2 separate regions of the Homo sapiens genome follow, and region 2 is linked to region 1. Evidence: chromatin loops called from intact Hi-C (ENCODE). Cell type or tissue: PC-9. All regions are shown on one strand. Links, peaks and the distances in the headings refer to the core of each region. The heading gives the core; the rest is flanking DNA.

What was found. Peaks named below come from ENCODE experiments on the same cell type or tissue, not always from the same donor. Only the 100,000 strongest peaks of a DNase experiment are listed, where the experiment ranks them.
Region 2: a loop joins it to region 1, with 5 times the contacts of the local background. A loop is called at or near these places in 2 of 110 quality-filtered maps.

Annotation. Positions count from the first base shown.
Region 1 is chr7:113,412,743-113,428,891 of GRCh38, reverse strand. No RefSeq gene overlaps it. Among named protein-coding and RNA genes, the nearest start is that of SMIM30, 300 kb to the right of the region's middle. RefSeq lists an enhancer at 6,753-7,275. In PC-9, for the core only: CTCF peaks have their summits at 6,764 and 6,971 (motif pointing right); a DNase peak (open chromatin) is centred at 6,991.
Region 2 is chr7:112,494,795-112,510,943 of GRCh38, reverse strand. No RefSeq gene overlaps it. Among named protein-coding and RNA genes, the nearest start is that of LSMEM1, 22 kb to the right of the region's middle. RefSeq lists a silencer at 14,019-14,232. In PC-9, for the core only: no CTCF peak of the experiment used is centred there; no DNase peak of the experiment used is centred there.

The DNA.
Region 1 (16,149 bases), core at 5,608-8,107:
CCAAAACAGCATGGTACTGGTACGAAAACAGAGATATAGATCAATGGAACAGAACAGAGCCCTCAGAAATAACGCCGCATATCTACAACTATCTGATCTTTGACAAACCTGAGAAAAACAAGCAATGGGGAAAGGATTCCCTATTTAATAAATGGTGCTGGGAAAACTGGCTAGCCATATGTAGAAAGCTGAAACTGGATCCCTTCCTTACACCTTATACAAAAATCAATTCAAGATGGATTAAAGACTTAAACGTTAGACCTAAAACCATAAAAACCCTAGAAGAAAATCTAGGCATTCAGGAAATCTGTGTCCATTCAGGACATAGGCATGGGCAAGGACTTCATGTCTAAAACACCAAAAGCAATGGCAACAAAAGCCAAAATTGACAAATAGGAGCTTTTAGTCATTTTTAATCAAATAGCTTTACTCAGCCTCTAAGGTTTTTAACTTGTTTTTGTTGTTGTTTTATTGAAGTATAACATACATGCAGGAAAGTGCATAAACTACAAATGTACAGCTCAATGAACTTTGAAACACACTTATGTAACCAGTTTCCAGATCACAATATTTAATATTACTGGCACTCCAGAAGCCTCCTCGTGCCTTTTCCTAGTACCGTTCTCCACCTTGACTTCTAATGGCATCGATTACTTTTGTCTATTTTTTGGAATTGCATGTAAATAGAAGCCTACAGTGTGTATTTCACCAAGTTCAAAGCTATTCCTCTAGCAATAACTTCTTCTTCTCATTGTTTTATAGTGTATTATAATATATAATAGTTATATATTTATTCATTCATTTCTACTCTTGATAGACATTTGAGCCATTTTTCAGTTTTTGATGAACATTCTTGTGCATGTATTTTAATAATAATAGTTAAGTATTTCTGTTGAGTATATTATTGTTGGGACAGAGAATACGTGTGTGTTGAGTTTTAATAGATGCTGTCAAATAGTTTTCTAAAGTAGTTTTACCATTTATACTCCCATCAGCTGTGCGTGAGATTTCTACCTACTCCACATACTCAACAATATGTGATGTTGTCAGTAATTTTCATTTTAGCCTTTCTAGTTTGTATGTAGTGGTATTACATTGTGGTTTTAATTTCTATTTCCTTGATGACTTATAAATGTACTCATCTTCTCACATGTTTTTTGGCTTCTTAGATACTCTCTTTTGTAAAGTATTTGCTCAAATATTTGCCTATTTTAAATTAAGTTGTCTGACTTTTATGAACTTAAAGGAGTTCTTTATATATTTTGAATACAAGTCCTTTGCTATAGCTATTTATTTAAAATATCTTCCATTGTGTGACTGCTCTTTCCCTCTTTAAGGGTGTCTTTTGATGTACAAACATACCTAATTTCAATATATGTAATGTACTTAATGCTGAAATATTGAAAGTTTTCCCCGAAACTGGAAACATGACAATTACTATTTATTGTCAACTGTTTTATTCTCTATACAGTTATGCATCACTTATCAATCAACTGGGATATGTTCTATGAAGTATTCCATTAGGCAATTTCATCATTGTGCAAACATCATGGAGTATACTTACATAAACCTAGATAGTATAGCCTATTTACTACACACCCAGACTATATGGAATAACCTTTTGCTCCTAGGCTACAAACCTGTATAGCAAACTACTATACTGAATACTATAGGCAATTATAACAAAATGATAAGTATTTGTATATCTAAGCATAGAAAGAACACAGTAAAAATATGGTATAAAAGATAAAAATGGTCTCCTGTATAGAGCACTTACCATGAATGGAGCTTGCAGGGCTGGAAATTGCTCTGGGTGGGTCACTGAGTGAGTGATGAGTGAATGTGAAGGCTCAGGACATTACTGTACACTGCTGAAGGCTTTATAAACACTGTATACTTAGGCTGCATTACATTTATTAAAATTTGTTCTTTCTTCAATGATAAATTAACCTTAGCTTACTACAACTTTTTACTTTATAAGCTTTTAAATCATTTTTTAAAACTGTTTGACTCTTTCATAGTAACATATAGCTTAAAACACAAACACATTGTACAACTGCACAAAAATATTTTCTGTCTTTACATTCTTATCAGATAAGCTTTTTCTAATTTTAAAACTTTTAATTTTAAAAAAACTTTTAAAACTTTTTTATTACAAACTAAGATGCACAGAGTCAGGATCATCAATATCACTGTCCTCTGTTTCTACATCTTGTTCCACTGGAAGGTCTTCAGGGGCAATAACACGAAAGGAGCTGTCATCTCCTATGACAATAATGCCTTCTGAAATACCTTCTGAAGGACTTGCCTGAGGCAGTTTTACAGTTAGCTTTAAAAAAATAAATAGAAGAGGTACATTCTAAAATAACAATAACAACTATAATATAATAAACATATAAACCAGTAACATAGTTGTTTATTATCATCATCAGTATTATATACTGTACATAATACTTTTATATGGCTGGCAGCATAGTAGGTTTGTTTAAATCAGTATCACCACAAATATATTAGTAATGCATTGCACTATGGTGTTATGACTGCTGTGACATTACTAGACAATAGGATTTTTTCAGCTTTATTATAATCTTTATTATTATTATGCAGAGACAGGGTCTCGCTATATTGTCCAGGCTGGTTTCAAACTCCTGGCCTCAAGGAATCCTCCCACCTTGGCCTTCCAAAGCACTGGGATTATAGGTATGAGCCACCGCCATCGTACGCTTATGGAACTACTGCCTTATAATGTGGTCTATTGTTGATTAAACTGTCTTTATGCGGGGCATGCTGTACCAGCCATAAACAAACATAAAACGAAATTTTAAAGCAATACTATTTATAAGAGTATGCATAAACATCAAATACCTAAAAACAAATCTAACAAAAAAGAGTTGTAAGATCTCTATAACGAAAACTGCAAAACATGATGGAGGAAATTTAAAGTCCTAAATAAATGGAGACATATACTATGTTCACGTATTTAAAGACTTCTGTAAAGATACCAATTACCATCAAGCTGATCTATAGATCAAATTCAATCAATAGATTAAATTCCAAACACTCTCAGTGGAAATTGATGAATTAATTTTTTGCACTTTATTTTAAAGAATAAGGGGCCAAAAATAACCAAGACAATGTTAAAAAACAAAGCTAGAGGTCCTTAAACTTGAAGTTTTTTAGTACGTCAGAATTATTTTACTATCATATTTATTTTATCAGTATGTTCTACTTAGCTTAGACAAATTGCTGCTTGTCCTAAATCCCTCCAGTTGTTTGAACTGAGTGGTCCTAAGCTTTGTTACAGTAGATCCCTAAAGAATTGTTTATCAGAGTTGTAGTTGGCCCCACTGTTACAAGGGACCCAACCCTTGTGGAAACTGGACATACCTTGAGCTTTGTTTTGGGCACATCCCTTATTTGCTTTTAGTGCATTTTCCTTTTGCTTTTCTTTTTTCCTCTTATAATCTCTAAGCTTCTTGCCTTTACTTATGCCTTTTATCTTAGTCTTTTAACTTTCATTTTAATATTTTAATCTCATTAATTGCTAATCTCTTTCCCTTCATTTTAAAGCCCAACTATTTTGTCTTATTATTTTTAGCCCAAAGTTTGGGAATAAAAAGTTGACTTCCCTGTGGGCTAGTCTTTCAGTTATTAGTTCTCACCAAACTCATTTGTGAACAGAACCATGAGGAGCTGAATAGTAGACAGTTTAATTGAGAAACCTTATACTCATTGAGGTCTAAAAATAGTATTTGTTTGTCTTGTATCTGCTGCCCACTGTTCTCTAACCCCCTCCCTGATAAGTAACAGAAATTCTAATTATTCTTGTATGTATCTGGTTAATAATCAATCAATCAAAAATATTAGTAATGTCATATGTACTCTTTGATGTTCTAATCCCTTTCCTTAATTTCCCTATTTTGCAGATGAGGAAGTTTGGATTAAGAAACCTGCCCAGGCTCGCCCGCTAGAAAGTCATAGAGGCAAGGTTTGAACCCTGGCAGTTTGACTTTAGAGCCCATAACCATTATAAAAAGCTCATTGAGAGAAACCATTACTTATGTAAGATAGCTCTTAATATATTTAGTATATTCATTTTTCATCAAGGGCTTTTATCTAACATACTTGAATAGGCCTCATGACTTCATAAAATCCTTGAATTTGAAGGAGACTTCTATGTGTATACAGTTCAGTTCTTGATATTTGCAGTAGTTGTGCTTTATAAAGTGACCATGAACACAGAATTAGCAAATACTGAGTCATTGCTCCTAGAGGAAATTTAGTGTTATTTTCCTTGGAAAAATACAGAGATAAGCTTTTGCGAGCATCTGGGAACAACATTTCTTATCAACTGATTAATACATAACCTTGTTTTATGTGTGTTTCTGTTTAAAGACATCATATTTAATATTTATTGTTAATTTATTACCAGTGAACTCATGGCCAACATCACTATAAATCATTCCTGAATAAAGCGTATCTAACATACATTTTCTGCATAAGGCACATCCCAGCCTTCTCGTGCTTAGGAACATTAAACAGCACTTCAGCACCATGCTTGGGAGCCATTTTAAACAGAGAAATCATTAACAAAATGCAAAAAATGTGAAAAAAAATGTGGCACTAAAGGATACTCGTTTACAGTTTGAGATCGGAAACAAAAAAGCAAAGTGTCACCCGTTTCCACATCAGCTGGGAATGTGCACATCAGGAAATTCAAAGTTTTTGATGTTTTGCACATGCATACATCTGATAATGACTTTGAAAGGACCTATGGTCTTTGAGGTTACAAGTACACTTTAGTGCGTAGGTGAATTCACAAATTCAGAATCTGTGAATAATGAGGACCAATTGTATATTATCTGCTGAGAAGAAGAAGCTTAGTGATCAGCAGATCCTTAAAAAAGTCTGTGACCTCTCACTCCTTAAGGCCAAAACCAAGACCCGGAATAAGTTAAAGTTACTAGATTATTTGACTCAGGCTAAGCGTATTGAGGATATCACGAGTGAACAGTATTATATTTGCACTTTGTATAATTCCTTCTACTGTATTTTGGTGTGAACAGCAATGTTTCACACTGAGGACTAAGGAACTACCTATGTAAATACACCCTCATTTACAAGTGAAAACTTGAAATTACCTAGTGACCAAATGACCTATTATATTAATGTCACTCATTGACATTTGTCAATTTTGTCAACTTTAATCAGTAGAATTTCTAGGATCATTGTAATGATAAAGATAAGGGAAGATTTTATTCCCAATGTTGTATAGAATCATATTTATAAGAACACAGAGAAGATTTTCCTCTAATGCCAGGACAAAGTAAGCATTTTTATCTGAAGCTACTGGCTTAGTTTTATCAAGGGCACATTATAAATCTTACAGTGATTTTCTTTCTCTGCTTAATGTTCACTGCTAGAAAACTTAGCCAAATGTATGGTCCAACATCAGCTTATGTATATATGTATATTATCCTTTTGATTTTATCTTTTCAAGTATTATTTTACATATGTTCAAATTTTCTCACCTTTCCTTTTTATATTTTATTTTATTTCCCCTTAAATCATCTCTTAAACAAGAATGAGTATACATAAATAAGTTCTGCATATAGAATTGTTTTCATTTACAATCTTTTAAAATTCCAATGGGGAAATGATAGGTACCAGTATAAATGTGACTGCTGATAATTTCTGTCCAAATAAAAGGATCAAATAAATAAATTTCTTAGGCATGACATCAGACCTAGGGAATCAGTAACCCTGAGAGAGGGGTCCAGCAAGCTGGGTTTCAACAAGACCTGTGGGTGTTGGGATGCACACTCCACATTACTCCATGGGAAAATAGGTATCACATGGGTCTCACTCACGCTCTCTTTTGCCCTAAAAACAATCTTGACTGTGCATGGGCAAGTTTTCAACCTTGATTGTGTACTGGAATCATCCAGGAAGATTTTTGTAATCATGACATGCCCCAGAGCAATTACAGGAGGAGTTGAGAACCAGTTATCAATATTTTTTTTAAAGCTCCCAGGTGTTCTGATAGGCAGTCAAAGTCGAGAGCAAATTCTCTGTCTCTAAAGACAGGTTCATAGGTCCAGTCATAAAATTAATGAATATTTTCGGCATCTCTGAGTAGTTCTTCAGGCTTAATCTTCCTCCAAGAAATCCAAACTGCTATGTAGCTGTGTCATTTTGAGAAATTAATAAGCTGCATTCCCATCTCACTGCAACATAAATACCATGCTAGTCAAAGATTTAAATGTTTAAAATATTGAGTCTATAAAAGTACTAGAAGAAAATATGTTGAAATTCTGCAAAATCTTTAGGTAAAAAAGGCCTCAGAATAAATAACTGTGGCATAAACCAGAAGCAGCAGCAGGAGGCCAGATAAATCCCACTATGTAAACATGGGTACAGAATGATAATGATATCAATTATGAGCAGGCAGATTATTTCCTATGTTCCCTTTGACTTCTCTACAGTATTAACTTAAGCATGAGAACTGAACCTAGTCTTCATTGATACAAAGTGAAGAGACACCTCATGTTAGTCAAAGATAATTATGTCAGGTTCTTGGCCTTTCTGTGGCCCAATTTAAATACCAAAAAATTATGGGAGATAACTCTGAGCCAGTTTTAGTCTATCTAAAAGGAAATAAAAATTTTCTCAAAGGTAGGAGAAGGAGGTTTGGGGATCTAAGAGTGACAGGAGACTTGTACCCCATCCTTGTCTGGAACACCAGGAGGGAAGGTCCTTCACAGGAGTTGCGACTGGCATCACAGCATCATGGGACCAGTGAAGATGAAGTAGGAGAGCTGAGGCAATCCCACCAATTTCCTGTAGCTCCAGAGAGCAACGGAGGAGAAGATGAAATTACCCTGAAAAGTACACAGCTGTAAGTTCTGAGAGAGACCTATGGGACCTGAAGAGATCTCATTGGTTGTAACAAGAGCATACACCAGCAGATGGCAGCAGATGGTTGTAACAATAGGAAACCAGCAGGTGGCTGCCACGGGGTTGGGGAACACAGCCATTTTAGTGAGGCCAATCATCGGTGGGTGTAATGGCCAGCTCAGCAGATGCAAACAGGAGCAGAACCCAGCTGAGGGACCAATCATATTCCCCCAACACCATGACCCTCAGAGAACACCCAGAATTTACAGTATCCCCAGGGAGAAATAGAGGTAGAGGAGTAGAGGAAATCCTGAGTTGACCTTGTTTAAACTTGAAATGGATGGAATTACACTGGAGTGAATGCAGTTCACCTGTTATCACGTGAAACAGAGGAAGGGCTGGAGGAATGCCAAGAATATGAACAAAATTGAAGTACTCAGAAATGAAGGAAAATGTTATTTTTAATTTTTTATATACCTGAATATAGCCTGAGAAAATGATACCTTAGAAACTCTGCAAAGCAAAAAAATTATAAATTGTCAAAAGACAAACTTAGAAAGTGAGAGCAAATATTGGCAAAACAAGGGGCTAATTTTCTTTTTCTTTTTCTTTATTTGACAGAGTCTTACTCTGTCGCGCCCAGGCTGGAGTGCAGTGGCATGATCTCAGCTCACTGCAGCCTCCGCTTCCCAGGTTCAATGATTCTCCTGCTTCAGCCTCCCGAGTAGCTGGGATCACAGGCATGTGCCACCATGCCTGGCTAAAATTTGTATTTTTAAAAGAGATGGGGTTTCACCATGTTGACCAGGCTGGTCTTGAAATCCTGACCTCAAGTGATCCGTCCAACTGGGCCTCCCAAAGTGCTAGGATTACATGCGTAAGCCACCATGCCCGGCTAATTTTCTTGATATACAAAAAACTTTCAGTACCTTTTAAAAAGTTTACTTTTTATTAAACAAGGAGAACTATACAATAAGTACTGTGCAGTTCACCCACCTGGAATATACCCTCATTTCTGGAATTTTACACTGGAATAAAGAGAGCAAATAAAATAAAGTGGTCAAAAATTCAATCTGTGTAAAAAAAAAAACATACCTAATTGACACTTTTATTACTGAGAAAACATTTGGCTGAAAGATCTGAATTTACAATATATTAGTTAAATCTTAGCATATCATCCTTTCTTTTTCCAAATTGCAGCGTCATAGAATTGACATGCTAGCTGTCCTTTCCTTCTTTGCCTAGATCACGAGAAACTGTGCATGCAAATCATTCACTGGTTCCAAGAGTTTCCCCTCTAATAAGTCAGACTACAAAGAAACCCATTCTACCCACCTTTCCCTCCTCTTTCTCCCATTAATAATCAATATTAGCCAACCCCATTTAATTTTAAAGAATCGCCTTTGAATTATTTTTCAGGAATAGACAAAACTAACGGTAAGAGGTCAACATCCTCAAAGCCACTGTTACGTATTCCAGGCTTTAGTACATTATTCCTAATGGTGTCCCAGAAGTCTAGATATTTTCAACTTAGGATGATTAATAAACATTAACAAATTTTTTAGCCTAGTGTGGTGGGGTGTGCCTGCAGTCCCAGCTACACAAGAGGCTGAGGCAGGAAGATGGCTTGAGCTCAGGAGTTAAGGGATGTAATATGCTATAATCCCACCTGTGAATACCCACTGTGAAATAAAGAAAAAGTAAAGAAATTAAAAATTTTAAATTCGTTATTACATATTTGCACCCATTCTTCAAACTATCAAATATTACTGTGAATGTATCATAATTTATCCAGTTATCCATCATTTAACTGAAATGTGTTTTTTCCTCATTAATGTACTTATTAAAAAGGGGTAAACTTTTTTTAGATATATTAATATATGTTATCTACATTTTTTCTATTTTTACCTTATTTTAACTTTGCTATACAACTATACCCCTTTGTCATAGATTTAAGATAGTTCGACTTTTGCCCTGCATCCCTTACACCCTCAGTATATTCAAAGACTTTGCCCCTGCAATTATCTCTTCTCTCATTTGTATCATTAATTTTTCCTTCTCTATTCTATCATTCCCATCCTCACAAAATAACTACTGTAATAACTCCTTTCTTTAAAAAAGAAAGATTAAAACTCTCTCCACAATTCCACTTTATTGCTTCTAATTACACAACCACTCAAAATAATTGTCTTTGTTCATTTTCCACATTTTCATCTCCCTCCCATTCTCTTTTGAATCCACTCACACTACTGCTTTCAGTCTACTCTGGTTAAGGCCACCCATCATCTCCATATTATCAAATCCAGTTCTCTGAGTTCATTTACTTAAGAATGGGCCAGTCTTCATTAAAAAAAAAAAATCCTTATTTAGCTTCTGGGACTCCTAGTTTTCTTTGTATGTTGCTGTCTCCTCCTTCCTGATTTTCTGCTGGATTCACTTTCTCATATTAATTGTGGAGCCCCCTGAGGCTCAATATTTTGGACTCCTCTCTATTTACACTCACCCCCAGGTAATGAATTGCAAATATCATTTATAAGTTGGTGAGTTCAGTAGTTTTTATCTCAAGTCCCAACCTCTCCTCTAATCTCTAGAATCTTATAAAAACAGCTTATATATAGATTGTCTCCCTTAGATGTCCTAGTAGGAATAACAAAGTTGAGATGCCCAAACGAGAACCACTGATACCTCCCCAACCATCCCAAACTATTCCCCAACTTGCTCTTCCTCCAGTATTCCATATCTTGGCAAATAGCACCAACATTTCTCAGGATGCAAACTTTGCTCCTTTCCTTGATGTCCCTTTCTCTCACAGTACACATCCAATCCATCAGTAAATTCAACTGGCCTACTCGCACAATTCAGAATCTGACCATTTAGCACAATCTTTACCACTCTCAACATGATCAAAACCATCAGTTTCTGTCTCTAGGAATTTTGCTAGCCTAAATGATCTCCCTCCTTTACGCCATCACCATGCCTCCCCTTCATTGTTTATTGTCCATTTGAAAGCCAGAGTAATATTTTTCCAATGAATTAGGTACTCTCCTTCTCCAATAGCTTTTTATCATACTTATAATAACATTAAAATCCCATACAAAGCTTTACATGAGCTGGTCCCTGGCCAAATTACCAATTTCATTTCCAATTTATTCTTCCTCTCTCTCTTTGCTCTAGCCACACTGGTGTTTCTGTTTCTCCCAAACATAACCAGCATGTTCCTAATTCCAAGTCTTTTCCCTTACTATTCCCTCTACCAAGAATGATCTTCTCCCAGATGTCTTTCTGGCTTGCTCCCTGGCTTCATTAAGGTCTCTGGTCAAATGTTCTTTTCCCTTACTCTCACTCCTCCCTATCCCCACATCAAACACAGAATCCTCCTTAACTTCTATCATCTTCCCCTACTTTAATTTTCCTCTTGATTCTTCTGACTCATGGTATTATTTCTATATCTACTTGTTTGTTTATTTTCTTTCCTCCACTGATCTTGAGAGATAAAGAGTTCTACTTTATTTAATCCTTTATCCCAGGCATCAAGACTAGAGTCTGGCACATAATAGTTGTTCAATAAATATATGTTGAATGAAAGAAAGGATAAATATTTAGCTCTCTAGTTTCACTGTAATTTATTTTAGTGTATAGTGTATTAAAAGAACCTAAACAGTGTTACTTCAGCATAGCTAACTAGTTTTATGAAATCCATTTATGATACACATTTTTGCTTCACAGTCGTTTATAATACCTCCATATCATTTATTAAATTACATAATAAGTTATCTTTGGGGGCTGTTTAATGTATTTCATTGTTTTCTATGCCAGTAGAACTTCTAAAAATAGTTATATGATATATTTTAATATTTGATAGAAATAATCTCTCTAGATTATTCTGATTTACAAAATTTCTTAATTATAATAGCTTTTAATTCTTTCAGAGCACTGTTAGAAACACTTTGCCAACTTGTAAAATTATTCATTGGGATTTTCATAAAAACTATAATTGATTTTGAAATGGTTGATAACTTAAATGTATTAATTCTTCCTAATATGATAAGCATCCCTATTTATTAAAAACTAAGTGGAGTGTTATAGTATTCCTCATAAGAGTTTCACAGATTGTTCATTAAGTATTTTCTTTGTAGTTTATTTTTAATGGCATTGAAAATGAATTTTCCACACTGTACTTTTTATTTATGTAAATAAAAATAAAAATACTTATTTACTTATTTTTATTATTAAAATATATAAAGGCTATTGATTTTGCCTTTTAAAAAGATTTTCCTTTGTGTTATTTTCATACCGTCAGTTGACACCAACCAATGAAAATATAATTAAATTATTAACCATATCTCTTTATCACAGATGATGCCTATTTTTAAATCAACTTTCTGGTGAAAAATAATGAGAACTACAACAACAGTAATAATAACCTCCAGTTAGCCAATGTGACAAAATGGCAAAAGAATTCAATTTTGGAGCTTCTTTAAACATTTTTTTTCATCTTAAAATGCTACATAATTAAATATGATTGGATTGGACTTTTATGGCATAAAAATTTCAAAGTCAAACTCTCAGTTACTACTTGCTGGATTATCTGTAGAATCCTTTTCATATTCCACTTCCTTCCCCCTCCCAAAGCTCGTTGCCCTCTCTCCTAACCATTCTGCAGCCTGATGATATGCTCTTGATGATTCCAAACTAAGGCCAAACCAAGAAGTCAGGGACAGACTTGGGGGCAGGTGTGTTGAAAGCATGAGTGGTGGTGAGAAGTCATGGAAAAGCAGTGTGTGCATTTTTATTAGAATGAGCTTCTTGCTGAGTCTCTCCATTAAAAAAATAATGTTACTACTAAAAATGTCCCTCCCATGATAGATGTTGTTTATTTTACACAGAAAAACATTTCCTGACGGCTGTTTTTCAACATTTAATCTTGTGACAATAAGAAAACATGAGGTAAAATATATTAAATACACTCAATATGCATTACACATTTCTGAATCACTATTCAATTTTACTAAGTGAACACACAGTAATTAGTTTGATCCTCTTTAAGAGAACAAAGCATTGACTGATTTCATTGTGCTGGGTAAATCAGTCACTATATGCCTTTCATTCATGGTTAGCACATCTCATGTTGCCAGAGTGGAATTTTTTGGGGGCTTCTGAGTCTGTTCATCAATCTCATGAAATTGATGGGTTGAACAGCACTGAAGACAAGGGAAAGAAAGCTCTGAAGTCCATGAGCAATGTGGTGGACTAGTCAGCAGAGGTGATTACAACCCCCACAGTTCTGGGCTCCAGCTCCCCAAAGGCAAGCAACGATGGGCAAGGGAGAATGACTTGGTACGTGCCAAGTCTCACAAATAGTCAAAATTACCTTTGCAACCTTTATTGTAGTAGTATTCATAGTTCCCCTTGTCATTTAATTAAGACCATTTTCCTCCCACTCTGAACCCCACCCCAAATAATTTACTGCCCATTTTAAACTGTCTAAAAGGTTTGGTGTACACATGTGTGTGTGTTTATGTGTGTACAGAGAGGGCTAATTTAAAAGCAAGTCCTATGAGATGTCAGCATCATTAAATTCCTTTTAAACATAATTAAGATACATTTAAACCTCAAGATATGACAGCTTCTTCAATACAAAGTTTTGTCCTTTGCGTGCTGTCTCTACACACAAGTAATTTTCCTTAATATTACCCAACAATAGAGAAGGAAACCCCTAGAGCAAGGAGCTATGGCTATAGCAGAAGCTAAGCTGTTGCCCTGCTCTTTCTTCTTCATTTGAAACTCATCTTCTTTTGATTGTTTGTTTTCCTTTAGTCATCTCTGAACTTCTTCAGCAACCTCCTAAGCCATCTCGTAACTTCTGCATCCTCCAAAGTTGAAGATCTCAGATGTTTAGATACTTTTGGTGTATCTGTCTTTGACCCAGGTGTGGATGTATTTTATATATTTCTACATCATGTGGTTAGTCATTTTCTGCTGGCAAATCAAACACACCTAAGTTTGAGATCTATGTCTTCTGCTTTTGCCTCCTGACATATTGCTTCCATTTGTTCATTATCAGAAGGTCAGTGGGAGCAAATGCAAAACCGGACCATAAACGTGTCTACTTTTCTCATTAGAATACAAAGTGAAAGGCTGTAACTTTGCAGATGCATCAACCCACCATTCTACATCAACGTGGTAACAGGATCTTCACTTCAATCTGCCAAAATTCCAAGTTTTAGGATGAGGACGACAACTTTGATGAAGGGACTTCAGAATATGAGCTCACTCTGTGGAGTGACACTCAGGACATGATCCATTTTCACATGTTCACCACTAGCAGGAGCACCACTGGTGGGTGAGGAGACCCCTGAGAGCTCAATTTTCATAAAGATGTAACAGTAACAGTAAAAAGGCTTGTCTGGGTAGATAACTTATAGGATGGGACAGAAGGGCAACTGTGTATTCATCTGGCATTGGTACATCTTATTTTAGTTTCTTATTCTTACAGTTTTTGGTCATTTTTTTCTGTATATATTTGTAAGTAATTATACCATCTGAAAATAATAATAATCTTGTATTTTCCTTTCTAAAAATTATACCTCTTCTTTTGGTTTTGTATCTTATGGCTTTAAGGATTAGTGTTCTTAGGACAATTAGATAGCAGTGATAATAACAAGTATTTTGTTTTCCATCTGATTTTAATTGGATACTCTTAAGAATTAAGTCAGCTATTGATTTGAGATGAATATTGTTATAGAAACAACATGTTAAATTTCATGTGAGTTCTAAAAAAACTTTTTTAAATAAGAGTATATACTTTTTCCAGATTTTTTCTCATTTTATTGAAATTAGCCAATTGCTTTTCCTTTTCTGACCTATTAGTTAAGAAGTAATTTACTAATTTCTTTCTTAATATTCAACTTTGTATAATGCATGTGATTTTAAATACAAGATGGAAAAACCAGACCACCCTCTGAGAAATGTTTAATCACTAAACACATTGTATACATTTCTGTCATATAAGAGATTTATATTTAATCATGATCCCAATCAGCAAGTGTCTCTTCCCACTAAAGGGAACAAATTATAACTTTTCACTGCTGCAGTAAACAGCAAACAGATTGCTGTTTACACAGAAAGAGGAAAAACAGACATAGGACAGAGCATGAAGATTAGAAACAAGCTATTCCCTCCTTAATACTAAGTAAATAGCAGCAGGCATTTTACAGAGCACATTAAAGGGAACAGACTGCTGTAGAAATCAATTGATAAAGACTTGTTAAATGAAAGCAAACTCTGAGCAATTATATTAGCAAGCAATTAGAATAATCTGTAAATGGTAGTAAGGACCCCACAACAAAGAAACCACATGGATTGCTGCCCCTTCCTTTTGTGCTCATAGTATTATTGGCTCGTTTCCATTAAACAGTAATATATTTAGTATTGAAAAGGAAATAATGGGACAATAGGACTTATGAGCTGCTGTTATGGCATTAAACAGAAAGTGCCCTTATACTGTGTAGTCAGAGAAAATTTGTCTCCAGCTGAGACTCCAGCAAGTAAATGACTATTCTTGCCAAGAGGAGATCTATTTAACTCTCTCTATGTTAAAAGCTTAACAGAGAAATTCACAAACAGAAAGAACCCTGATCATAGCCAAAATGCAGCAGACAGACACACTGAGTAGAGCATGAATGATTGGAGAGTCCTGCATGGCACCAGCGCCCTATAGAATATACTGAAGGCCAATTTCATAAGAAGTAAGTGATACATATTTAGGAAGGGGTATCTTTTAGGAAAAATATGGTGGGATATAACACCAGAAAATCCTTGGTCTGAATCTTGGTCAAGATATACTATGTGGCCATTAGCAATTTTTTGAGACTATTTTTGTTTTATCTGTAAAACGGAAATATTAATAATCACCTTGAGAAGATATCAGAACTGCATGAAATAGATGTGTGTGGCACAGGGCCCACATATGGTAAGGGTTCACTAAGAGATGGTTTGTGACTTTATTATTACTGAAGGAAACCTTGGGTAATATGACAGGGAATTAGAATAATATTTAGATAGAAATAGGGACCCTGACATAAAGAAGGGAAATTTTCCTGACAGAACATTGTGGGGCAAGAATGATATAGGACATAAAAAAATGAATAAAACTTGAGAAAAGAGGACCCCAGTATGCATACAGGTAAGGTGTGTCTATCTCCTAAGCTCTGTTAGCAAAAAAAAAAAAAAAAAAACTTAGTCAAAATTAGTTCCTTAGGGAGAAAGGAAATGTATATCAGAATCTACTTTTTTAGGTAATATGGTTTTATGTTCAAGTTAAGGTATGCATTATTTCACGTTGAACTATGAATCCACCATTCTCAATAAATCCTCTTTTGGTCTTTAGGAGATTCCATGGAAAGTAATCATGTAAGAGATAACCTCAAAGAGACTCCAGAAATCCTGGAGATCAGCATGGGTGTGATGGATAGTTTTCTGTGTCCATTTAACTGGACCACAGAATACCCAGATTAAACATGGCTTTGGGATATGTCTGTGAGGATATTTCCAAATGAGATTGGCATTTGAATCAATGGACTCGGTAAAGGAGATTGCTCTCCTCACTGTGGTGAGCATCACCGAATCCTTTGAGGGTCTGAATAGAACAAAAGGTGGAGGAAAGAGGAATTTGGGTTTTTTTCTTCTACATCACTGCGTGAGATAAGACATCTCATCTCATCTCATGTCTTCTCCTCCTGCCCTTGGACATCAGCACCTCAGGTTCTCAGGCCTTCTTAGTCAGACTGAATGACACCACCAGGTTTGGTGAGTCTGCAGCTTGCTGACAGCAGAGTGTGAGACTTCTCAGCCTCCAGAATTGTATGAGACAGTTCCTCATGATAAATCTCTTTCCTCTCTCTCTCTCTCTCTCTCTCTCTCTCTCGTATGTGTGTGTGTGTGTGTGTGTGTGTGTGTGTGTGCATATGTGTATACAATACTGACTTTGTTTCTCTGACTAAAACAATGGGCAAACTAAGTAAGTCATACCTCTTACAAAATTATGGTTTAACAGTATTTATTTTTGGGTGGACAGATTATGCATCTTCAGACTTGCCCCATTATATCTTACGTGTTTGCTTCTGTACTCGTGACTCTCATTTGACTATAAGTTCCTCAAAAGCAGGCACAGTTTTTTTCTCTTTTGTGTTCTGTAGCACTAAGCATGGCACACAGAACTGCCTTAGGGGCATTGCAGGGCTTAGATATTTT
Region 2 (16,149 bases), core at 6,902-9,401, 920 kb after region 1:
CAGCTATACATCTTCTTTGCTCTCCAGCTGCTCTGCCTGGAGCAATCTCCCATAAGAGTGGGCCCTCTCCTCCTTTCTTTAAGCCCCCTCTCTCATCCTACTGTCTGCTCAAAAAACCCATCCACATCCAATTATAGTGAATGAAAATGGGAGGCAGGTTCCCACTCATACCTAAACATCAACTACCTTCTAACCCTAACCCATGCACAGCTGATAAAAATAAACCTTTAAAAAACAGAGTGAGTCATATTAAAGCAACCTCTCCTCATTGCACCACAAGGAGCTGTGTCTCCACACCCTGCACAGAAACACTGCATGTGCATGACAGGGAGGTGTGCATGGATGCCAGTTCAGGAGAGAGAGCTTCTGGGGAGGTGGCCTGAGCCCCCTCACCTTCCCTGCCCTGCACTGGTGTCTACTAGACACCCCCAGGGAAAGGCAGAAGTAGAGCACCCAATAATTCATCTGTAAACCCACAGAAAGAAAACCACACCACACAGGCAGTCCCTTCCTCCCTCACTACTCTCATCACCATGAGTCAACCTTTTGGGATTTTCCTCCCACCAATTTTAGAAGCAGCATCCAAAATATGAGTTGAATCAAGTACAGCAGTGCACAAGTTTGTGGTGAGAGGAGCTCTTCTACTCTTCACCAACATCTTGTTATCAACAAGTAGATAGTAGATGGTTCGCATGTTTGCCTGCCAGCACCTCCCAGTTTCTTTTGAGGAACTGTTTCTTCCCTGTTCCATATGAGTCTCGTGATGCAATTAAGCACAAACATACACACAGAAACAAAATGGACCCGGATTGGGTCAATTATCATACCTCATTGCCCTGACAACAGTGACTGCCCTAGGACTAGGCATGAGCTATGACGACCCAGCAGAGCCCTTCTCTATGTAGGCGGAGAGTGAGAGAAGTGCCTTTTCCCACTGGGGCTAGTTGCTAAACTGGAAGGGTGTTTCCATGGGATTTTCATTAACTATCTCCCTCATTGCATTAGGAGAGCTTGCCTCCAGGAAGAGGACAATCCAAAGAGGGAGGACAGAGGTGAGAGACTGACAGAGGCCCACACAAAGCTATAGCAGCAGCATTCGAGCCCCAGGATCCTGCCAAACTTAAACCATAGCCACCCCCCAAGCACCCTCAGTTCCCCAGTTGGAGGAGTCTTATTTAGCCCAATTGGAGTCGGAGTCCTGGTACTTACAACCAGAGCTGATATTTAGCTCATTTACATCCATATAGTGGTAATGATACAGAAGGGCAGGGCTCTCGGTTAAATCCCACCCTTAAGCCTTGAACCACTCCCTAAGTGAAAACAGCTGAGCCTGTTTTTTTTTTCATCCAAATGTTGCCTTTTTAGCCTGCCCCACCCCTATCCTATGTCCGTTAAAGGCTTCAGCTGGCAGAGCAATACAAGCAGCTGAGTGTCAAGGATACAAGTAGCTAAGCAGTGAGCAGAAAAGTAACTGAGTGTCCGAGACTACAGATAGATGCAGCTAACCTCAGACAGCATGGTTTTGGAGAGGGGCCCCAGCCGAAGACGGCCAGGTTTCAGAGAACTATCACCTTTCCATCCCCTTTCCAGCCTCCCTTTCTGCTGACAGCCACCCACCGCTCAATAAAGGCTTCTGCATTCATCACCTTTTAAACAGTTTGTGTGACCTGTTTCTTCCTGGACACCAGACGAGAACCCGGGTGCTGAGCGGGTAGGGGCTACCACCCTGATCCTTCACTGCATTGGTTTGCACTTGGCCATCCCTGGACGGCAGAGCTGAAAGAGTACTGGTTGTACAGGGCCCGCACAGAGCCTGATCACGCCAGAAAGGAGCGACCAGCCAGTTTCAATGTTCATTCGTCCAGTTCTCACACTCACTGTTTCACACACTCCTGCGTGGAGTGGCCAGCAGCAGGCTGAGTGAAACCAGCCACTCCAGTTCCCACCTGCGAAGGGGGTCACGGGATCTTTCCCGTCTCATCATCTATGGCTTATGGTCAGCAGCCATTTTGACTGTGTTATTGGTTGTTTACTATTTTGATAATCACCACAGCTTTCAGCAAAAAAGTCCTGACCCATAGGAGTAGGTGGTTAGCAGTGCTACCCGGGCTGTGAGTGGGCAGCCTCCATTCCCTGCAGCCTATGGCTGCCTATTTAGAATTTCTTCCTCCCCAGATTCCACCACAACAGGGGATGAGACCTGAAAACTCTCTTTGCATCCCTGAGATGTGAGGGGGAGAGCTGCAGGGGCAAAACTAAGCTCTTATTCCTTATCTTGACATAGTCCCTGGCTAGAGACATCCCAAAAGACAGGACACAAGACTCCACAGGTATGTTGCATAAGGAGGAGATCAGAGCAAAGTCAAGGAAGATGAAAAATGACTGTTCAGAGAGCAAAAGTTCAGAGAAAGAGTGGGTACTCCCCCTCCTGGGAAGATGGCACTGCCCATAGAAGAATAATCACAGTTTTCCCTTTATAGGAAGACTGAGATATGAGTGGGAGGCTCATGAGCATTCCACGTGCTATGGACTGAATTATGTCCCCACAAAATTCACACATTGAAGCCCAAGCCCCCAATATGATGGTATTTAAAGATGGGGCCTTTGGGAAGTAATTAGGTTTAGATGAAATCTTGACTGTGGGGCTCTCATGATGGGATTAGTGCCCTAATAAGAAGAGATACCAGAAAGTTCCCTCCCCCTGTCTCCCCTGCCCCTCCTCCCCTCTCTTTTTGTCTCCCCACCATGTGAGGACACAGTGAGAGGGTAGCCATCTACAAACCAGGAAAGGGGCCCCCACCAGAAACCCATCACACCGGCATCTTGATCTTGGACTTCTGGCCTCCATAACTGTGAGAAAATAAGTTTCTGTTTAAGCCACTCAGTCGATGGTATCTTGTCATGTTAACCCAAGCTGACTAAAGCATCATGAAACCAAGAACCTGGCTGAGTATATGGGATTCTGAAAGCAATGGAGCAACCCAAAATGTTGAGAAAACAAGCTGAGAGCATGGTTCAGCCCCTCAGCCATGCAGGTGAGAGCAGGGGTACCCTCAGAATTTTGATGAATGACCCCAGGCTGCCCTGGCTTTTGTCTACGATGATATCCTGTTAATATTTAAGCTCAATGTTTGCCGACTCCACAGCATCCTCCAAACCAGGCAGGAATTTCAGCCCCACAAAGATGCTCTACGAACCCTCAAGAGGAGTCCTCAAAAACTATCCCACAGGTTCTCACAGATTGGTAGGAGCAGAGCAGCCGTCCCTACACTCCAGCCTCCACAGCTCCACCTTCCCCATGGCTCCTGCATGGCCTCTCCACCGTCCTGCTTACTTCACTCCCCAACGGGCCTCAGCAGTTCAGAGGCTGTTTATGTAAAGGACACAGGACAGGAGTGGCGTCTCTCTGTGTGATGCTCAGTTGTTGAGCCTCACCAGCCCCAAAGTGTGACAGGCCTTTGGGTCTTGATTAGGGCCACTTAGGCTGACTCAAAACCAACACAAAACTCTAAATCTTAGAAAGAAGAGACTGGAGTCCCATTCCATGGCTTCTTATGCAAACTGATCTATCTTCTCCCCAGATTTTAAACACTAATGCCACCATTCACCATAGTAAAAATATGGAATTAACCCAAGTGTCCATCAATGGATGACTGGATAAAGAAAATGTGGTACACATACACAATGGAAAACTATTCAGCCATTTTTTAAAAAAAGAATGAAATCATGTCGTTTGCAGCAACGTGGATGGAACCAGAGGCCATTGTCTTTTTTGTTGTTGTTGTTTTTAATTTGAGACAGAGTCTCACACTGTCACTCAGGCTGCAGTGCAGTGGCACGATCTCCACTCACTGCAACCTCCGCCTCCTGGTTCAAGCAATTCTCCTGCCTCAGCCTCCCGAGTAGCTGGGATTACAGGCACCCGCCACCATGCCCGGCTAATTTTTTTTGTATTTTCAGTAGAAACAGGGTTTCACTATGTTGGCCAGGCTGGCCTTGAACTCCTGACCTCATGATCCACCCGCCTCGGCCTCCCAGAGTGCTGGGATTACAGGCGTGAGCCACCGTGCCCGGCCTCAGAGGCCACTGTCTTAAGGAAAAAATCAGATGCAGAAAGATATCACATGTTCTCACTCATAAGTGGGAGCTAAATAATGTGTACACATGGACGTAGAGTGTGGAATGGTAAACACTGGAGACTTGCAAGGGTAGGGGGCTGGGCAGGGGTAGATGATGAGAAATTAGTGAGTACATTAAGTACATACGTATGTATGTTATTTGGGTGATGGATATCCTAAAAGCCCTGACTTTACCATTATACAATCTATGCATGTAATAAAATTGCACTTTGGCTCTTCCAAGTCAGACATAAAGTCCCCTTACCCCTTTGTCCAGGGCAGGCACTCTGATGCCTTATAGTAACACATTAAAAGGAACAACTCAACTCCTCTAACTCTTCAATTAAAGATCTAGTCCCATGTGACTCTACTTACTAAGCGTACAGCTGTCAGTTTCTCTCAAAAGCAAGCAAAAGGCTCAGGGAAAGTACCCTATCAGGGCACCTTGTTATACAAGTAAAAGCAAATAAATGCAGGAAGGGGAGTTGTCACTGACCCCCATGGGCCAGATATAGCCACATCTCTGTTGTAGTCAAGGCCTTGTGACACAGACACACCGTTACCAATTCAGTTACCATTCAGGTACTTCTCAGAGAAGAGTTGAGGAAAGCCGGTGGCACTTGGTAGAGCACAGAGCATGGATGTTAACAGTGGCCAATTGCCTAAAGATAGCGTGCAAGAGAGAGACTGACTAGTGTAACACGGGAAAAAAACAGCCAATCCTGGGGAGGGAATTTGACCAAGCTGCCAGCCAAGATTAACAGCACAGTTAATCATCACCCATCAGAGGGCTATGCTTGATTTTCCAATACCCCTTCTCAATAGGTTTCTCCCTCCATATAAGACTCTTACAAGGATATGGGAAGTTTCAAGAAACAGGCCATTTAGGGGGCTCATCTCCTTTCCCCACTCCAGGAGACACTTGGCCAGCCCGTGCCTGCAAGGAAGGTAGACATTCAACAATGGGAGTAATTTGCCATCTTTCAGGAGAATGAAATACTGGGTGCATTGTTTCCTCCAGGCCCCAGCAAGAAGAGGGGGAACAGAGGCCCCTTATCTCATGACTCAGCCCATCATGCTATCTCCCTGAGAGCTCATGCATGTTTGTTTTTCTGGCTTCTGGAACCTCTGCTTGGAGCTTTGCAGAGTTCCATTTGTATCACTGGCTTTGGCTCTTAATTTACAGTTTTGCTGCCATCATCAGGAAGACTATGGGCAAAAGCAATGGCAATTCACTGACTAGATAGACAAGAGGGCTCAAGGTCTTGGGAAATTTTGCTTGGTAGAGAGAAACACGGAATACAGAAGCATACCCTGGAGAGGCATCTTAGCTCTGTTAATACCCAAAGCATCTTTACAAAAATAAACTAAAGGTAAATTTAGACTAGAGTTAAGTACAGGCTATTACAAACAGAAAATTTTATGGGTCTTCTAGGAAAATGAGCATTTGGAAGTTACTGGGTGAAGCCAGTCTGAGATATGTCTTCTGTGGATACAGATAAAGACTGAATTGTCTGGCAGATACCACTGAGATAGAAAAGATTATAAATTGAAATAGGGACAAAAATACCCTGAGTGAAATAAACCTCAATGATGATATTGATTTTATTGCTTAGAAAATTATTAACATCGGCATGGTAAATAAGACTTTCTTATAGCATGAAGAAATGACCCCAACAGGGTGACAGCCTTGTCACCTATGAAAAGTAGGTTTCCCAAAAGAGCCTGGTAGTGGGAAGTAGGCTGTTCAGAGGTTGTTTTCCTAATCCAAGACTTGCCAGGCAGGGTAAGTGGTGGTTCCTGATGCTCTGGAAACTCCATCCACTCTCTCTTTTCAGGAACCTGTTTAACCCTGGCTGCCCCTCCCGCCTCTGCCACTGGCCTCACCACCACCCATGCCACCTGTGCAGGTTTGCCTCCTCCACCACCACTGCCATTCTGAGATCAGCAAGCATTCGGGATAGTAGATCATCATCTCAACTCAAAAACTAGATCTATGATCATCCTCCCATCTTCTTGTCCTCCTATCTTCCAACTCAGATCTACTTCTTGGCTTCATTTCTGACAACAGCACCTCTCTTCTCTCAATCACCCAGACTTTAAGTCACCAAGTTACTTTTGACTTTTTCTTCATTAACCCTGCCCCTAAACCCACTGTGTAGGGGAGAATTAACCTTACCCAAGGGCTTTTAAAATGGCTAATGAAAAGCATCCAGCACTCGCTTCTTCCACAAAGAACAACCAAAATAGCAAGTAGATAATCACACTGCAAATAGAACATCTAAAAGAACACTGAAATTAAACAGAGAAGTGACAGGAAACACCAGAGGCATAAAAGGAGAGGGAAGTGAGGTGGCCAGCTGGGATCCCAGAAACGCTCCCCAGTGCAGGGAAAGAGTAAGTGAGACATCCCCAACAGTCCAAATTCCCACCACGAACTCCAGCAATCTTAACTACAGGAGAGCCCCTCAATTCTTGGGTCCCTGAGACTAGCATAGGAAGCTCTCTAGAGGCCACACGGTAGCAGTGCTCCAGAAAGGGAGCTCACACTGAATCCCACATACCTTAGTGCTAAACAGCTGCAGCATGGCACCATTTTGAGAGCCCAGGCCCCATCAGACTGAATACTGCCTAATAGTCCCTGCATCTCCACATCCCTGCAGCCCCACTGACATCCCCTCATGTTGCCCAGGCTGCTCTCAAACTCCTGGCCTAAAGCAATCCTCCCGCCTCGGCCTCCCAAGTGCTGGGATTGCAAGCGTGAGCCACGATGCCTGGCTAATTTCTTTTAAGTTAATCAATTAGTTATGTGTCCAGCCAAGACCACTTGGCAAGTGAAACATGTAATTCAAATTTGCTATTTGATCCTAAAACTTAATAGAAGTATGTATTATTTCTGTGATATTAGAAAATCAGGAAAAGAAAATTTACCACAGTGAAATTTAACCAAGACAGAACTTGGCTGGGTCCGTGCTGGCTGGTCGAGTTTATACTTCCTCATAATACCAGTTTCACATATGAGTTATCAGGTCAAGCATGGATTCAAAACACAGATTGGAAACTTTAGACCCATATATTCAACTGCCCACTGGACATTTGCTGTCTGTGTCAGAATTTGCTCAACCTCAAATTGGAATTTATCAACTTCCTCACCCACAAAGCCTGCTTCTTTTCAGTATTCCCCCATCTCAGTGAACAGCACTCTTATCTACCCAGCGGCCCAAGCCAGAAAACTGAGAACCATGTGTGACTCTTCCCTCTCCCTCACCCGCATTTCTAATTATCACCAAGCCCAGTTGAGCCTCTAAATATCTTCTCTGTTCCCAGTCCTCCTGCTCCAAGAGGTCATCACCATCTGACCACTGGCTTATAACTTTCTGCTAGCTGATCTTCTGGCTTTCAACTTCCTGCCTGCTGGTCTTACTGCCTCACCTCTTAGCCCTTCTAATTCTCCACAGTGTAACCAGAGTAATTTTTTTAAAGCACAAATACTACTTTGTTATTCTCCCTTAAAGACTTTTAATAATTTCCCACTGTCCCGTGGGACCGGCCTCCCGCACACCATCAACACCTGCCTGTCCAGCCTGATCAGGCACCACTTCCTCCTCCTACTTGATGATGCCCCAGTTATTCCGAACTTCATCCAGTTCCTCAAATTCACTACACTTTATTTCTTAACTCCAGGTTCTTATTCATTCTATTCTTTCTACCTGAAACACTATTCCCTCCTCTTTGCCCAGCTAATATCTACACATTCGTTAGGTCTGCTGAATGTTCAATTCTTCTGGGAAATATTCTGTACATATTGGGCTTTCAAAAGATGGCCATAACAATATCTCTCATTCCACATGCTCTTTGGAGCTGTGAGCCTCCCATGTAAGGAATCCAACCATTCCAAGCCTGTCAGGTTGTGAGGAAATCCAGATCTCATGTGTGGGTCCTGCCCAGGGGCCAAATATGTGAAGGAAGACACCTCCCATGATGCCAGCCCCCGGCCATTCCAGTCTTCCTGGATGAGGTCCCAGGTGGCATAGAACAGAAGAACTGCCCCACTATCCCCATCCCAAATTCCTGACCCACAAATACTGTAAGTGTAATAAATTGGTGGTTTTATGCCACTAAGCTCTGGGGAAATTTGTTGCCTAGCACTAGTAACTGATATGCTTTCTCTTACCACCCAGGCCTGGATTAGACTCCCTTTCTCTGGATTCCCAGAGCATCCTGTACTTTTCCCATCCTAAATTTCCACACTGAATTATCATTGCCGCCTTGCTCATCTCTACCTCACACTAGATATGAAGCCTGTAAAGGCAGAGACCACATTTACCTTATGTACCTATATATCCCCAGCACTCTGCACAGGGCCTGGCACAAAATAGGCAATAAATAATAGTTACCTAGCAAATTATCAGTAAGGGAGTGCCACAGGAGCATTAGAAGGATTGCCAAAAGCATTGCCACAACAGGAGAAAGCAGCCCAGAACATGCACCCTGTAGAACGGGTGTGTCATCTTCATGCAGGAAAGCACCCCGGGTCAGCGTGAGGGTTAACAAGAGCCTAAGCCCAGTTCCTCTACAAAATCAGGTTTCAATTTGTGAAATTTTCATGAAAGGAAGACAAGCTGTGCACTCGAAGAAAGACCCAGATAGCAGAAAGGTTACAAGGTCAGGGCTATGGCTCTACACGGCAAATTACACTATGAGTTTAGACACAAAGGGACTCAGAGAGAGAAACAACGTCTGGCCGACCTTTATCTAAGGGCTGAAATTAAATATTAATCATAGAGTCTGACCCAAATCTATTGAGGCTACAGCTAAATCTTCTTTTCAACAGAGGCCTTTGTGGAGCTCAAAAGATGTAGGGAAAAGGGCCAGGGTGTCACACAGGGGAATAAGAAAAGGATCAGGAAGATTCATTTACTGGATAAGGAAAAATTAAAGGAATTTAGCATAGGAGTCAAGATTTTACTCAGAGAAACTAGATGGAAATGTAAACACTTTAATTCCATAGTCAAAGTAAAAACCTAAAGAACAAGGAATATTTTCTAATCTTATTTCCTGGTTAGAACTAGGGCAAATGAATCAAAGCGTGTTTTATGATATGTAAAATAAGTATTACTAGCAACACAATCACATTTAAATCAACAAGGAAGGCTGAGCATTGGAATACAAATGTCCTTAGAAGCAACTAGAAATTCAATAAATTGTTTTGACAATAAAGAATACCTTTTGAGATTTTCCTCTCTTCAGTTCCAAGATTTTTTTTGCCACAAAGGCACTAACATAAAAAAGAAGTTGTTAATTAAAAAAAAAAAAAAAAGGCCAGGTGCGGTGGCTCACACCTGTAATCCCAGCACTTTGGGAGGCCGAGGTAGGTGGATCATGAGGTCAAGAGATCAAGACCATCCTGGCCAACATGGGGAAACCCCGTCTCTACTAAAAATACAAAAATTAGCTGGGTATGGTGGCGCACGCCTGTAGTCCCAGCTGCTCGGGAGGCCGAGGCAAGAGAATTGCTTGAACCCAGGAGGCAGAGGTTGCAGTGAGCCGAGATTGCGCTACTGCACTCCAGCCTGGCAACAGAGTGAGACTCCATCTCAAAAAAAAAAAAAAAAAAAATTCTGACAAATGCAGACATGATGTACTTGCTAGAAGACATCCTATAAGCAGAGAGAACTGGGGTCTCACAGAGGTTTCAGACTGATTTTTTGAATTGGCAGAGCTTGTACATGATAAAAGAAAATCCAACAAGTATAAAAGGATATAAAATACAAACTAAGTCTCTAAAAATGTTCTTTTAATGCCCAGTTTTTTCCCGAAAATTAAAAATCCTTGAACTTATTTTAGGCCTACTTCAAGAATACATTAGGAGTAAATTTCTGTGTTTGTGCCAAGAAAGAAAATCTATTTGATCAATGTGTGGTGTTATTACAGTCACTTTCTATCTTAATTTTACTCTTCTTAAGTTACTTTTCCTCCTCGCAACATTTCGAGACATGACCATGGCAAAATCCTACCACCTAGTGGAAAAACTCTCTGCTCTTTATTCTAAATCCACTTTAGAATTTAGAATACATTAGCTGTTAGCCATTAACTACATATGTAGATCACTTTTAAAACTTACTTTTAAGAGAATGAGCTGTTCAAACATCTTTAATCAATGAAAAAAATGTAAATTTCAGTACCAAAAACTTCAGCAATGTTACCATTTCCAGATAAACAGTATATTTGAACTGAAGATCATTGTTAGGACTTTTTCCATTTTTATGTTCATTTAGTGTTGAGAACATTAAGATCTAGACACAAATGGGTGACATCAGGCACAGTTTTAATTGTCCTTTCATATTAAGCATGATAAATTCATATCCATACCTATCTATGGCAGTCATTCAAACTCAGAAATGATGTCTTTTCTCTTCCAACAGGTCTGTGAAGCAACTCCCATTCTTTTAGTAGATTTTGAGTTTGCTTTTTTTTTTTTTTACAAGGAATAAACAACAATTCTGTTTCTTTATAGATATAGATTTTCCAATGCTTTGTTTAGTTTGATTACCCAATCCCAGGCAATAGTCTTGAAGGCACAAAACCTGCTTTAGAAATTACAGACTGAGGCAATAGAGAAGAGAAGGGAAAGAGAGGGAAGTCAGAAAGCCAAAAATTATAATAAAATACAGAAATAAACAGCTATGAGGAAGAATTTAATATCATATGCTATAGATCCATGATGTGTTTTTAATTTCTAATCACTCAGATGAACTATGGAAAACCACCATATTCATCCATAAAATATCCTTGACTGCCAAAAGCAGAATCCTGGGCTAAATATCTGACCCAATATGGGTGGACTTTCTTTTCTTAGGTCAAAAATTAAGACCAAAGAATAAGTTGGTATGGAGCCAAAGAAAATAAATAGTCAAAAATCAATCAAGATTCAACTAAAGGTGAGTGCTAAAATAATTGGAAGTAAAACTACACCTAGGAAGCTGATACAAAATGGATGTAGGAAAAGCTTGAAAAAGGAAATGCCAAGTATACTGGGTCAGAAGCCAACCATGAGAAAAGAGTGGGTCTAATTTAGAGCATAACAGTTGCTGGGGGGTTAGCGAACCATCCAGTTATAAGCTGGGTCTCCTAAGATCAAGGCAGCCTAAGCTCTGCCTTCACATCCATGGCTCCTAGATCACCACACTCCATTTTAAACACTTTATTTGCTGAGGAAAAAATGAAAATTGGAAGGCATCCAGAGAAAACTAAAATGACCGTAGAAGGACAGTTTAAAAAAAATGTAAATGAATTAAAGATGGAAAATCTGTTTAAAGGACAACAAATGCAAAGAAGAAAGAATGTAGGAATGAAAGAATGTAGTGCACATTCAAATTTCTAACAAAAAGGATGAGAGCAGGCAGACAAAAAAACTAAACCCGGAGTGGTGGCACAGCCCAGTGGCGCAATGGCTCACACCTGTAATCCCAGCACTTTAGGACGCTGAGGCGGGAGGATCACTTGAGCCCCGGAGTTTGAGACCAGCCTGGGCAACAAAGCAAGACCCCATTCCTACAAAAAAACTTTTAAAAAATTATTCAGGAATGGTGTCACACACCTGTAGTCTCAGCTACTTGGGAGGTTGAGGCAGAAGGATTACTTGAGCCCAGGAGGTCAAGGTTTCAGTGAGCTATGATAGCACCATTTCACTCCAGCCTGGGTGACAGGTCAAGACCCCGTCTCAAAAAAAAACAACAACAAAAAAAGAATTAAACCTGGAGAAACCATAATGCAAAGACGTTCAGGGTCTTGGGCAAAACAAACCAAAAGACCAAGACGGTGTAAATCACAGGGAACATAGCAGAGCTTTATGAAGAAGAGAGGACTTACTGGCTGGGTATTTCTTTTTCTAAACTTCGTAAGTCAGGAATTGAGCTGAACACTGCAGAAAATGTCAGGAACACACAGACTTTCTTGTCTGTCAAATCTCTAAACTAGAGCAGTTTCTTCGGTTGTCAGCCTGTGCAGTTGCAGAGGACACTGTGCTTGGTTTAATATTCTGCTATTGCCATCTTGAAATTATTAAGAATTTATAAACACGGGGCCTGCACTGCATTTTCATTTTGCACTGGGCTCCACAAATCACATAGCTGATCCTGCACTAAATTCAGACTGTAAAGAATTCCACCACAGGCCAGGCGCAGTGGCTCATGCCTGTAATCCCAGCACTTTGGGAGGCCAAGACAGGCAGATCACTTGACGTTAGGAGTTCAAGACCAGCCTGGCCAACATGGTGAAACCCTGTCTCTACTAAAAATACAAAAAAATTAGCCAGGCGTGGTGGCAGGTGCCTATAATCCCAGCTACTGGGGAGGCTGAGGCAGGAGAATAGCTTAAACCCAGTAGACAGAGGTTCCAGTGAGCCGAGATCGCACCACTGCGATCTCCATCTCAAAAAAAAAAAAAAAAAAAAAAAAAAGAATTGCACCACTACCAGCAAAATGTCTCTTTTGTCCTACATCTGAAAACAAAACAAAACAAACAAAAACCAGACAAATTTGAGTAGAGAGTAAAGCAAGAACAAGGACAATCTATTCACCTCCTTTTCCTGCAAGACCCCCTTTCTGTCTCACCTGCTGACTGAGCTCCCCCTCATCATCCTTCCCCAGGACAGCAGCTGCAAAGTCAAGGAGAGTGGACCTTGACTGGACGAGCTGCATCATCAGAGTCCACTAAGCAATGGATTCCTCCACAAAGGTCACTATAAGTTAAGAAAAGCTTTCCCTGGTCAACTGACATCTCTAATCTTTCCAGGTTAAATCATTCTTCTTCATGAAGAATCCACAATCCACCTTTGAGGAGTAAACAGATGCATTTGCAAATAAGAGAAAGCCTAGGAAAATTAGAGGTTTCTTATCCCCAAGCAATTTTAATAAGGAGGAAACTGTAGGAAATACATATGTATATAAATACATTCCTAAAAGCTACTGTTTCTTTACTCATTTATTCAAAAAGCCTTCTGTCTGCCAGACACTGCTAGGCACTAAGGTTTCAAGGATGAAAAAGAGAGACATGGTCTCTACCCTCGTGGTGGTTACAGCCCAGTGGAATGCTGACTGTGAACCAGGAGTTATGCTAAGTGTTTCACAAACACGTGATCTCCTTTCAACCACTATAGGGTCAATGTTATCACCCTCATTTTCAGAGAGGAAGGAACTGAGAAAGAGGTTAAGTTTCCTTCCCAGGCCACACAGCTTTTAAGAATCAGAACTGAGATTCTAATCCAGTTCACCTGACTCCAAAGTCCATCTGGTGCCTGAAAATATTAGGGTAGGACTCCTTGAGGAAGCAAAACCAAAAACATTTTAGAGGGTCTGTTTGAGAAGACTGGATACATGCAGGAGGGATGTTGAAATGAAGGGATTAGAAAGAATATCCCAAAGAGAAGGGACTCTCTGAACAAAGACATCGTGGAAATAGCATGCTATAAAGAACCTACAAAGCAGGATTTGGGAACTATTAAAGATTTTTTACTAGGGAGGGTATAGATTTACATTTTTAAGAAGGTTATTCTAATGGCCTTGTGGAATGAGGACTCGAAAGAGACAAACCCAGAGTCTACGAGACCGGTGGGAAGTCTGTTGTGATCATGTGGACAAAACACAATTATGGGCTTAAGTAGAGCACAGACAGTAGGGATAGGGAGGAAGGGATGGATTTGAGAAATGTTTTAGCAGTTGGAAAGGGACAAATTGACTAGATAGAACATGGTCCCGGGTTAGGAATAGGAGACTGAATTAAGGACAGAGGTTAGTTCTTAAAACAAGCAGTTTACCTCGATGTGAGTCTTGAGGAAAAGCTAAAAGTTAGGGTGAGGTTGTAGGCAGTTCTGTAGAGACATCCAGAGAAACTCTCTGGATGGCTCTGTTATTCTCTCTAAAGGTAGGGTGACCAACTGTCCCAGTTTGCATGGGGCTGAGGGCTTTCCTGGGATAGCAGTTAGCTTATTGTCTGCTCAAGGAGATATCTGCCCTCCCCTGAACCATTCCAGCTCTTATTTTCTGGGCCATAAATTTGGGCACTTAACCATGTCTTCTTTCTTATTTTGCCATTGTGTGGTAACCTTGCTTCCCCACTTAGAGATAAGGTCCATGAGGGATGCACGTCTACATGATGAAAGCGTCTGGAGCTTAATAAATTCCTAGTGCTTCACGAGAAGATTCTTCCCAGAAGAGGCCTGAAGATAAGGTTACCTTGTGCAGACCTTCCTAAAAGTGGGATTGGAGAGCTCCCTTCTGAGGAAAATTCCTCAAATCCAAAAGAACCATCAGCCCCTCTCTAGAGCCAGCAGAAGGTCTTGTCTGGACCTCAGACTCTGCTTTCCCCCTTCTTTCTGCAAATAAAAAGATTAGCCACTCTCATAAATCCAGTGCTTACCAAGTGCTAGGCATCATTTTGTTCGATCATCACAGCAACTCTGTGAGATAAGTGTTATTCCCATTTTATCGAGGAGCTGACCAAGGCCCAGGAAAGGTAAATAACTTAGCCAAGCTCACACAACTTGTGAGCAGCAGAGCCAGATTCAAAGACAGGTCCTTCAATTCCAAAGTCCACAGTTTTCACCACTGTCTACACAGCCCTCTTAGCCTACTCATGGCCATTTCCTCCAGTTGCAGCTCCCAGTTGTTCTAGGTCTGATGCCACCATTTGCTCTCCCTCCAGTATCCCACACATACTCTATCCTCTCACTTTCCTTCTTTCTTTCAAATGGACCTCCTTCGCTTGAAGTACCCAACTGCCACCAGGTGTCCCTCCTCTCCTATTAGTGAACACCACTTTGCTGTAATTGCAAATCAGAGGCAATGCAGACAGCCTGGAAACTCTTCCAAGCTTAATTCAATTAAACAAATTCACGTTATTGAGCAATGTACTAACACGCTGGGGATGCCCAGACCAGAATCAAACAAAGGGAACAACACAAATACACGATTACAAGGCAAAATCTAAGAGGTTCAAATGAAGTTCTAGGCTCAAAAGAAGAGTGAATTGCATCAAGTTGGTGGGAAAACATTTATAAAATATTCCTTTGTGATTTTTACCAAGTAATATGGAAAGAACCTGGGTTTTCTAGCATCTCTACTGAAAGTTTTCTTTAAAAGGTCCCAGACTGAATGTCAAAGGCTGCCTCATGTCTTTCGTCAGTGTTTTTCTGAGTCTATAAAAAACTGTTTTTGAGCCTCTACATAAGTTTACAGTAATTCAGAAGCTGACCCTGACTTATGAATATTAAAGAAGTTTGCTAGGTTTGAGAAGGGGACACAGAGTAGAGTTCTAATTTAGTCTGATTCTGGCGATATTGAAAATCACTTTAGGGAATGACAAATTAGACATTTTTAGCATTGGAGAAGCCTTAATTGAATTATTAACTGGTTTTCAATTGTTTGGTCTGCTCCATTTGTTCATTAAACAATAAATGCTCTGTGGCAGCAGCACTGCACATTCAGAAGGAATGTTCCTAATGAAATAAGCCTGTTACAACTCATTACTTTGGGAATTCATGCATGAAAAATGAATCAAGTTTCAAAATTTAAAAGGGAATAGATGAGGCCAAGAAATGAAGAAGAATTAGGATCATGACTCTCTAAATTCAGGACTGCATTTCTCACAGATCATTTGTTCTTTAGCCACTTGGGAAGACATGAAATATCTCATGCCTGCCTCCATCTAAGAAGACTTCAAACACTGCCTGCCGCCTTGCAGGTGGGCTCTATATTTCATGCCATGGCTGCTGTCTCTGTTCTTATCCACCTTCACATCCTGCTCCCCACATTGCTGGCCAAAAAGCAAATGTCTACAGAAGAATTCCCAGCCATGTTAATGTTAATACTAATCTTGAAGGGGGAAAAAAAAGAGAAAATGAAGAAATGAAACAGAAGTAAATGCTTCCTTGAATTTCTTTCTGACCGATTATGTGACTTCTTTTGATTTCCCTTAAGTGGTGAGGGAAATTCAAGGGTAACACAAGTTTTGTCCAAATTGACTCATTTGC